Linked DNA regions of Homo sapiens: region 2 is linked to region 1. A link is an interaction called in ENCODE POLR2A ChIA-PET data of the cell type or tissue named here. Cell type or tissue: A673. All regions are shown on one strand. Links, peaks and the distances in the headings refer to the core of each region. The heading gives the core; the rest is flanking DNA. Region 1 overlaps SHISA6 (shisa family member 6). Region 2 overlaps SHISA6 (shisa family member 6).

Region 1 (5,374 bases), core at 92-5,091:
AGCAAGGGAACTTGGAGATTGGCCATTTGTCACTAGGTGTCTTCTTGCAGGTGGGGAACCATTCCCTGATCGCCTCAACACTAACATTTATCCAACTTTTCCATGGAGATAAGGAATGTTCTGGCTAATGTTTTGGCTAATGATTGCTGTGAGTCCAGAGGACCTCCCTCATTTATATAGCAGGACCACCTCCTGACAACTGTGACCACTTAGCCAAATAGGACTCCTAAAAGGAAATAATGCAACTCCTTTTTTTTTCTTTTCTTTTTTTCTGTTTGAGACAGAGTCTCGCTCTGTCACCCAGGCTGGAGTGCAGTGGTGCCATCTCAGCTCACTGCAGTATCCACCACGGAGTTCAAGCAATTCTCCTGCCTCAGTCTCTGGAGTAGCTGGGATTACAGGTGCATGCCACCACGCTCAGCTAATTTTTGTATTTTTAGTAGAGACAGGGTTTCATTATGTTGGTCAGGCTGGTCTCGAACTCCTGATGTCAAGTAATCCGCCCACCTCGACCTCCCAAAGCTCTGGGATTACAGGCATGAGCCACTGTGCCAGGCCAATAATGCAACTCCTACTTGTTTTTTGGTACCATGTGGATACACGCGTGCGCGCGCACACACACACACACATACACACACCATCTACCAAAACCTTTGTGAGTCTCCTCTGGACCCTTCAGCAGAGTTGCCAGGCCCAAGGGGTACCGTATACAAGGCATCAAAGAACGAGAGCCATTTGGGGATTCCCAGCCTCAGCAACCTCAGAGCCCCTGGGCTTCTCTTCCAACTCTACAGAGCTGACAAGGGTAGGGGTCTCCTTGGAAACCCTGGCATTTTGACTCCTGTCGGATGGATAGAATGGAAAAGGAAATGTTTTGTGTACAATTTGTACACGCACAAAGTCATTTTAAAATGAAAACTCTAACTAAATTCTGTTCTCCCTTCTATTTTTTTTTTGACTTGTTCTTTCTTTATACTAATCTCTCATTTGAGTCAAAAATTATTTCACTGGAGAGGTGGTGATTAAATCTGATAATTAGGAGAAATACCAATTAAGTCAGGCTCTGCAAGCATAAGGCAGTCCTCATTCACATTGTTATTTGAGACTGTGGCTTAGCAGGGGGCTTCTGTGTCTTCCCAGCAGGCTCCCAGTCCATATGCTCAGCAGGACTCAGGGACTTATCTCAGGCAGAGCCAAACAGGGATAGGAGCAGAGGGTTTTCCTCCCCACCCCAGCTTCCCTGATAGCCCCCTCATCCCTGCCACTCTCTTCCTATTTCATTAGCATCCCCTGCCTTAAAGACTCTCATCTGCCCCAGCTCTCCTCTGCTGTTAATGTCCTTGGCCCAGACCTCTTCCCACATGTGGCTTGCTGCCCGAACCTAGCCCTCCATTCCCTGGTCTCTGTTTTCTGAATTGTTTGTTACTTATCACCTAGGGTGCTCAGAGGTGTAATGTGCTATTATATTAGCTAAAAGTGAATGTCCTCCGCAGTGCACCTCTGCACACCCACAGAACTTCCAGTGAACAGGGAGCCTCAGAAAGGGATTGTGAAAACAGTTGCACCAAGTCTAGGGACCTCTTGCATTAGAACTCCTAGGGTTAATTCCCCAAAATAACAGGGAGTTTATCTGGAATAGAGTGAAAACATAACAGAACTGAGGAAAGATAGGGCTTTAAAATTAGGCTGGAGCCATCAGGGGAAAGCTCTTGGCTGCCAGGCTGAGGAGTTTCTGCTTATTTTGGAAGGAAATTGTTGGAGGGACATGGACAAAGCTACCCAGGTGATGGGTTAACCCGGTGACAGTGCCAGGCTCGATTCCTCAGGTGGAGCAGTTCTCAATGTTGGCTGTGCATTAGAATCGCCTGGGAAGCTTTTAAAATTCAGTTCCCAGGTTGAATCCTGGACCAATTACATCAAAATGTCTGGAGTCGGGAGCCAGCCATTAATATTGTTCAAACTGCCCATCACAGTACAGCCAAACAGGACCACGAGCCTGAGGATGACCTACCTCCTGATGACAATGGCCGACCAGGCTACATCCGCCCAGTCATGTGGGGTTTCCTGAGACATGGGACTTCCAGGGCAAAAACCAGGAAAGGCCTGAGCAAGGTGGAATAAGCTGATCATCCTGCCCCAGTAGATTTCTCAGAGCTCTATCTGGGATAGACCCAAACCTCGGGGTGAAAGCATCTTGCCCACTGCCAACTCTTTGGTGTCTATTCATCAAACAGCCTGAGCCCTAGAGTTGGAGAGACCCAGGCTCCACTACGTAGCTGCTGTGTGACTTTGGGCAAGCTGACTGCTCCACCTAGCACTGCTCTGTTTTTTCCTCTCTCCTTCCTTCTCACCTTTCCTGGGGTTCATAGACTAAGCTGCATTTGTGGGCTGTGTTCTCTAGCATGGGGGCCAGATGAAAACAAGTCCACAGAAGCCAAAAGAACTGGGGACACTGGACAGGTGACCAGGGGAGAGGGAGGGAAGAGGAGGCCAGCCCATGCAGAGGGGCATGGCTGGCCCAGGTGTGCTCTGAGCACACATGTGCTCCTTCTGTTTGTTGCAATGCTGGCTGGCAGAATTTTGCAAAGACAAGCCCTGTGTCCAGGGTTTCTTTCAAGGTTCCTCTTAGGGTGGCTGCCTACCAGTCCATCCCCTAGATATGTCCCAGCCTGGCAGTGACATGAAAACAGTCAGACTGCAAGGATGCAAGGCATCTTCCTGCTGTTCCTGAAACAGGCCGGCCACCCTGCCATCCCTCTGAGAACTAAGTGGGCGTGCTAGCTCATATATTATGGGCTAACATTCTGTAGGTCCCCTTAGTTTCAAACCATCAGGGAGTTGATTTATCTATGGAATGTGTAACAGTTGTGCTGTTTTGGCTGCAGGCCAGACTTCTAAATCACACAGTTAGAAGCTGAGGGAAAGAAGCGTCAATTATCCAGGCTGTCTGCATCTGGAGAAGTCCCAAAATGACCTCTCCCAGAGCAGTTCTTTCTTGTCTGGCCCATCCTTCTATTTATCCATTCATCCATCCATCCATCCATCCATCCATCCATCCATCCATCACACAACAGATTAATGATGGCCTACTCTGTACCAGACACAATACGGTGCCTGCTGTCTTAGTACCCAGAGTCTACTTGCAACTACACTTGAGATTTGCCAGGTGTAATCTCCTAGGAACCAGTGGGGCCTCCCCATTAGTCAAACAAGGGTGTCCAACCTGGTGAGATTTCCAGGTCCACAGGAGAGTGTTCATTCTCTCACATGGTTTTCCTCCAACCAATTTTCTGCCTCCCAAAACTTCTTTAACACCCTTCCATCCACCACAGGTGAGACTTCAAAGCAAACTCTCCAAGTGCTGCCATCTTGATTAAAATTTACTGTAGGCTAAAAATAACACGGTGGGCTGAAAGAGATGTTAGAAACTGTGAAGCTTAGGGTTTACAGTGCCTACAAGGGCTAGGCATAGAACGGGATAGAAGTGGGGGCCGGGTACGGTGGCTCACGCCTGTAATCCCAACACTTTGGGAGGCTGAGGCGGGTGAATCACGAGGTCAGGAGTTCGAGACCAGCCTGGCCAACATGGTGAAACCCCATCTCTACTAAAAATACAAAAAATTAGCTGGGCCTGGTGGCAGGCGCCTGTAATCCCAGCTACTCGGGAGGCTGAGGCAGGAGAATCACTTGAACCTGGGAGGCGGAGGTTGCAGTGAGCCAAGATCGCGCCACTGCAATCTAGCCCAGGTGACAGTGCGAGACTCCATCTCAAAAAAAAAGAAAAAAAAAAAAAAGAATGGGATAGAAGTGGGATAGGTAGGAAACAATGAGAAGTGGTGGGCACTGTGGCAAACTGGAAAGCACGGCCCCAGCTAAAGGAGCCAATTATTGAGATTCCTGCAAACATTTCCATGTGGGAATGCAGATCCTATGTGACTACATTTTTTCATTTTTCAAGAGAAGATAGGAATCCAGATTTCACACAGATTTTCCCAAGTTTTAAAACAATGGCAGCCAAAGAAATCCCTTTGCAGACCAGATTCAGTTTGCATGCTGCCTCCCATAAGTTTGGACACTGAGCTACACACTGTAGTGGGGGGACCCCCAGAACCATGTCCTGGGCCCCTGTAGATTCTCTCCTGAGGACCAGCTCTGCTAGGAGACACCCTGAAGCCTTGACCTGGGGAAAGGAGAAGACAAGACAGTGTCATGGGCCAAATAAATGGATGAGGAATGAGGAACCTGCAATCATGGGGGACCAGCCTGGCTTGTGTTCTGAGATTGCTTCTAGAAATTCTGGTGTCTCCGCTATCATTTTCAAGTGCCGTGATTTTCATCAAACCTGGGGGAGGGAAGGGAAGTGATCTGATTTATGGGTTAAAATAATCACTCTGACTGCTGTGAGGAGAAAGAGGGGCTGTGGCAGGATCCAGTTGAAAACGGGAGGACCACTGAATAGACTACTACAACCATCCAAGCACAAGACACTGGCTGTGGTTAAAGGGCATCAGTCATGGGGTCTGAGACCGTGTTGAGAATGAGAAAGGCCTCCCTCCTCGACACTTTAGACGAATGTTCTTGAACACAGCAATGAGAAATGCCACTTCAGGGATCAATCATACCCTAGCAAACATTTGTTCAAAATCTTTTCCTTGACCCCAAAGCTGGCCATAAATTGTCACCAGTCTTGTTTCCCACAACCTTGGGCTCTCCATACATGGGTTAAGCTTCTCACTCCTCATAAGATCTTTCCAGCAGCCACCTTTATTTCCATTCCTTCTGCCTCTAAGGGCTTCCTCCTGGCCTTCTCTGTCTCTCGCATCCTACGACATCCATTCCTCAATACTGGCTCAGACACCTCCTCACCCCCCAGGCTTGCAGAGCACTCCATTTGAGTTGTTAAAGCCCATTCCTCTCTTGCTGATTGACAGTACAAGTCATGGCTATACCTACTCCTGGCTTGGAGGTGAGACCTTGAGAGCAGGTATTGGGTTCTCTTTCTTTATATATTCATCCCCCAGCTCCCAGTAAGTGCTTAATAAATACAGTGTTTTTGGAAGAAAGAGAAGAAAGGAGTGGGAACTGGGGGAATGTTAATTAGTTCTAGCTTAGAAGCTCATTGCTCTTCCTCTTCCTGTTTTCTTCCTACCTCAATAGAATCCACAGGTGGGAGATACTGGGGAAGCAGAGGCTCTCAGGATAAACAGGGATGTTGTCTCCATGATTAAGACTCAGTTCAAGGGAAAGTCCTTTGTAGAGTGTTCACTCCTGATGTATCTTGCACCTTCCCTGAGCTAGTCCTTCCTCCTCCTCCATCCCCAAACATCTTGGACACATCCATATCCTACTGATCTCACACTCAGAATCATTGGTA
Region 2 (5,374 bases), core at 159-5,158, 240 kb before region 1:
TGGCTGTGCTACCTGGGTAGAATGGCATTCCTTCATCTCAGTCAGGATTTAGGGGTTGGTAAAGGGCTGGGCATTTGTACTGCCCCCATGCATAGGCCGGGGCAGAGCCTCTGGTCCTGATGACCCTCTAAAGGCCATTGTTGGGCATTCTGGAGGAGTCAGTCTTGCTGTGAGCCTGGGGAGTCCCTCTTAACTCTGCTCACGTGTCAGGACAGTGGGAGCTCTGTGTCCCAGGAGCTTACACAACCCCATCACTCATGCAAGCCCACAAGCCAGAGTTGGAGAGAACTGGAGATCTCGGTGAGATGAAGACTCAAGGAAGTGGAGAGGATGGTAGAGAGATACTCATAAGAGTGCCGGGTCTCGAGGGCTTACTCTGTACCAGCATCCAGCTTGCACCTAACCTGCATTATCTCGCTGCATCCTCCCATCATCCCGTCTGAGTGTAGGGGCCCATGTTGTAGATGAGGAAACCGATTCAGAGAGGCTTAGTAACTTGCCCAAGGTCACACAGCTAGTACATTGCTGGTGCCCTTCTCTCTCTCAAGTCCAGTAGAACAGTTGGGTCTCACCTTCCTGAATGTAATGGAGTCAGTGATACTCAGATTACTTAAGAAAGCAAAGACCTACCTTCCCATGCCCTGGGACTGGTTATCATAGTGAAAGACTGGGAAGATAAGTGACCTACCTATGAGGGCTCTGTGGAACCAGAACGGCGGCCCCCATTTAGATTGCATGCAGGCAGCAAGATCCTCAGGGCAGTGAAAGAGCTCTCTTTCAGGAATATATGATATTGGCTGAGGATAGCAAAGGCAATGCAAAGAAAATATTAAACAAAACAAAACACCCTGATTTTAATTGAGAAAAAAAAAAAACTTGACAATATTGAAAGAACCCCTGGGCAATTCTGCATGAGTCAGTGGAGAGCAGTGACGGGAGCTTGGGTGAGGGGCACAGGAGAGAAAAGAGGCGATTTGGGAGGCGGTATGGACCTAGGGATATTTCTAGTTTTAATTACTGAGATGTAGAGCTCACAAACAGCTCCATTTATCACAACTCTCCCACCCTGCCCCATGTCTAACATCTAGCATCGTGCATGCAAGACACAGCACTTTAGCCAGCTTGCTTCTGCTGTTCCCTGTTCTGGTTTTATTCCTTCCCTGTTTGTACCCTGGTGGCTGTGCTTCGTAATGACTCACGCTTTCCCTGTGATTCTCTGTTTCCGGTTCTCTCAAGTCCCCTGTCCTGAGGGGCACGTGGAAAGGAAGGAATCCTGGGACACTCTTAATAGCCTGTGTTTTACTCTCCAGCTCCCAACCTGCCACACGCCTCAAGGTCCGGTTGTCACAGGGCGGTGAGCAGCAGCTGAACTCACATTCCCTGGTGTGCAGCTCTTGCCAGGGGCACCTGAGCAGGAAACTCACCTCTGCCTGAGGGTGTGTGAAAATGTATCTCACTAGTCTTCCGCAGGAACCCAGCGTTCCCGCTCCCTGTTTTCATCCTTCTTGTCCCTGCTTGACTCATGCCTACTCCTTGTTAGAAGAGCAAGAGAACACTTGGACCCCTCCTTGCCGAAAGCCCCTGTCCCTCTCTCCAGACCCACGGACGCAGGAGCCCCAGTGAGACCTCTGGGCGGCTAGAACCTTGGCCCCATTCCCCAGTGTTTGGGAGAAGAGTCGCTGCTTTCTGCAGTCTTCGCAAACACTCTCATTATTCCTTGCTTTTTTGGCATTTGGTCTCGTGTACTGTTCCCATTAGCTTCGGCATTAAAGTCTCATTACTCAGGACATCTGTCCTCTGGACATATTCGTTGTTCCCTTAGCCAAATGTCCTCTTCTGGGAAGCGTGTTTTCCACCCAAACAGCCACTTCTCTCTTCCTTCGCCCTTGCTGTTTCAGTGGGAGGAATATGAATTCTGAAAGGCTTGGCGGAGGGAGGGGGTGGCTGTTAATTTGAAGTGGCATCTGAGAGTCCCTTCAAGAGCCCATCCATCCACTCCTTTCTAAGGTCCTGAGAATATGGATCTTTGCTAGGAGTCAGGCAGGTTGGTGGCCAAACACCATAGGAGCAAAGAAGGGAGTCGCCAGGGGAGTTTTCCCCACTCAGTCCTAGGATCAGGCTCAGATACAATCACTAGGGAATTCTGACCTTAGTCACTGCTGTTGGACGGCTTTGACTGAAGGTGAGACTCCTCTTAATCCATCTCCCTGCAGCGACAGGGCATGTGGCTGGCTCAAAAGCTGAGGCTGCTCCAGAACTTGGGGAAGAATCTGGATTCCACCTTCCCTGTTGGACTCATAGTTAGCTGTTTCTGACTTTTTGCTGCATCTTGAGAAACTTGCCTGAAGTTTCCCAGGAATGGTGTCCCATAGTCTTGGGAGACTATTTATGCAATGGGAAATATCAATGCGTTTCAGTGCTCAGATAATCAACAGCCAGCTTCTTACCCAGCCTCAAGCATTCGCGAAGAAGAATATATCGGGCTTTTGAGCCGAGGATCTCTTACACCTCTCCCTTGCTTTTAAGTCACATCATTAAAATGTTTCTTCGTGTCACTTTCGGTGTTCTGTCCACTGCTGTGTCTTCTCCATCTGTCCTTGTTTTGATTCCTGTTCAGTTCTGTCGAGCTGTGTTCCTTCTCCCCTCTCTGTCCGACTTGCCTTCCTGAACTTGTCCTGCCACAACTTCATTAAGCCGCATCGATTTAGATGCCACTAATTCAAAATTTATCCAAATTGGACCTGGGCAAAGTTTTTTTTTTTTTTTCTTTGTCTGATAAAAATCTGTGATGAACAGATTAATAGCTCAAACAAGACTGCAGAGATTTCACAGGGGACATACACCATGGAGAAGGTTAGATTGTTTACAGGCGGGCTCTTAGTAGACAGTTGGCATGTTAATTCCAAATCATTCTTATCTATTCATTGAAGTAGCTCTTCGAAGATCAATTTTATTTTATTTTTTTAGTTGAGTTTGAAATCCTGCATTGGCCCGGGAAGCAGTAAAAATGCATTTCCTTTAAAGTGTTTTGGAATTTTTATGTCTGTTTCGTTGATAGGGATTAGCCTGCCCTTATTTCTACTGAATTGGTGATGCTTGACTGGAAGCTGCTTCAAATCTCCTTTGCAATTCCCTCTGGGGGTTCCTGCTAATTTTCCCTCTTCTTGTTTCTTTTCTTTTTCTATTTCCTTGAGTTTTTAGAATCCAACTCTCTCTCTTTCGGCTTTGAGAATTCATGTTATAAACTTCGCCACATCCTTGTGCTCGCTTTTCTGCTTCTTGCCACAGTCATAACCAGCTGGGCCTGAGAGGTTATGGATCTGGAGGCAGACTTTGGAAAACTTGTCCGGACTTCGAGCCCTGCCTTGGCTCTCTCTGTGGTTCTCTCTCAGTGGCCTAAGGACTCTTGCTTGTGAATCACCATTCCCAACACCACTGTTTGGATTGAGGAGACAGCATCACACCTACTGTAGGAAGTGGTAGGAGGCCCTTAGCCAGCAGCCCTGCTCCTTATAGAAAAGAACTTTGACTTGCTTCTCTTAGTCTGCTTATGTGGCTCTCAAGGGACATCTAGCAAAGCCTTCTTTCACCTTTGGAGGTTGTCATCCATCTTTCCCTGCCTTAGAGCATTTCCTGGGAGCTGAGCTACAAGACAGAGTAATCCCAACTCTGTCACTTTCTGTCTTGATGACCTTGGGTGAGTCCCTTGGCCCCTCTGCTGTGGGATGTGAGCTGTAGTGTTGTGGAAGTGTGTTCTTCTTTGGCCCATTCTGCCCTCAGCACACCTGAAAGATACATGCTGACACAGTCCACATCTATACTTACAGGTTCAACAGCTCTGGGATGTGGGAGGAGATGTATTTTCCTTGCATACGCCACTCAGATAAGAATGTTGTCTGCAAGTGGCCTTGTGAGGATGCTGCTTTTAGCATCTTCGACTCATAGGATCTCTTGGTAGAAGAGGACTTATGAGGCATTTTAGTGACTCTCTCTTTTGGCACCACCTGCCCCTCCTCTCATGCACAGCAAGTGGCCATCCATGCGTCTAGGGCAGGGCTGCCCCTACCTCTGGAGGCAGTTGGTCTATTGTTAGGATGCAATTCTAGTTGATTCTCATGGGGAGCCAAAATTACTTCTTTGGCCTGAGATCCACTTCCTGGAGTAACTCAGAAGGAGTGTATCCTTTCTTTTGCAGGATGGCAAAACATCTGTTTGAAGATGGCATTCAAGGCCCACATTCAGTCTTCCCTTCTCCCTAATAAATAGGCACTCCTAGTTAAGAGTCTGTCCTCATGGGACGTGGGTTCAACTTCACACTGGGGCAGAGGCTGTCCACCCAGAAATGGGGTTATAATTCTATGGTAAAACCCCAAAGGAGATTTCTAAGAGCAACATGTGGATCTCAGTAATTCAGATGCAACTTAAAGATCTGGTTTCTTCTGGGAAGTTCTTTGGTCTGCAGCCCTACACAGCAGCTTTGCTTTGTGGCAGGGATCCATCTCCCATACCACTATGTCAACAGGACAGGAGTGTTTGCCTGTTTTGTTTACACCTGTATTCTAGTGCCCAGAGTAGTGCCTGGCACAGAGTAGGTGCTTAAGAAATATAACTGAATGACAGGCTGAATACATGAGTTAAAGTCAGTAGAAATTAAAGTGGTCTTTTTTGTGTACCCTGCCCTTCTGATATTTGCATTAGTGTGAAGATCCTTGAGTAGGGAAATGACAATAATGTTTCTAATTGTTTTAAAGAAGGAAGAGAAAAATGAAGGGAGGAGGGAGGAAAGAAGGAAAGAAAAGGAAGAAAGAAAAAGAGAGGGAGGGAGAAAGAATAAATAACTGAATCTTTTACAGAACGTGTTGCCCTGGCCAGTTTGATCTGTTTGCCCTTCTGTGCCCCATTTGACTCCTGATTTCTTTTGCTCAAGCTGTGAATACCTTCATTTGCAGCGGGGCTTCATCTGGATACTTCTTTGCAGGCTAGTGGAAGCAAATCCATGGTGACCTGACGGGAAGGAACAGGCTCTCTTTGCCTTTGGCTGTCAAAGTCCAAGTTCAGGGTTCAGCAGAAACGGGTGTGTGGTCATATGGATTTCCATCCTTAAGCCGGAGTGGGAAATATGGGGCGTGGATGGTCCCTTCCAGGATGACCCACGGCCACAGCTGTGCTGTGTGGCTCCCCCACCACACCAAGAGTGTTGCCAGTTTGGCATAACTGCACCAGTCCTCTAAGACTCTCCTCTTCTGCCTATGCTTTTGTTGTGGTCCTATAGGCTGAGCCGATGTAGATATTAGGAGGTTGTAGACATTTGGATTTATTTATTAGTCAAATATTTATGTAAGTGCTTAATAGGTGCCAGGCTCCTTGTAAGCCT

Evidence for each region. ChIA-PET counts read pairs that join two places held together with the same protein. Peaks named below come from ENCODE experiments on the same cell type or tissue, not always from the same donor. Only the 100,000 strongest peaks of a DNase experiment are listed, where the experiment ranks them.
Region 2: POLR2A ChIA-PET joins it to region 1 with 5 read pairs; 1 of 35 experiments calls an interaction of 5 or more read pairs at or near these places.

What each region holds. Positions count from the first base shown.
Region 1 is chr17:11,492,969-11,498,342 of GRCh38, forward strand. The region is part of intron 3 of SHISA6 (shisa family member 6); the gene reads left to right. Among named protein-coding and RNA genes, the nearest start is that of DNAH9, 100 kb to the right of the region's middle. RefSeq lists an enhancer at 858-1,395. In A673, for the core only: no CTCF peak of the experiment used is centred there; DNase peaks (open chromatin) are centred at 1,153 and 2,833; H3K27ac peaks cover 3,127 bases.
Region 2 is chr17:11,250,561-11,255,934 of GRCh38, forward strand. All of the region lies in intron 1 of SHISA6 (shisa family member 6), which reads left to right. Among named protein-coding and RNA genes, the nearest start is that of SHISA6, 12 kb to the left of the region's middle. In A673, for the core only: no CTCF peak of the experiment used is centred there; no DNase peak of the experiment used is centred there; H3K27ac peaks cover 1,748 bases.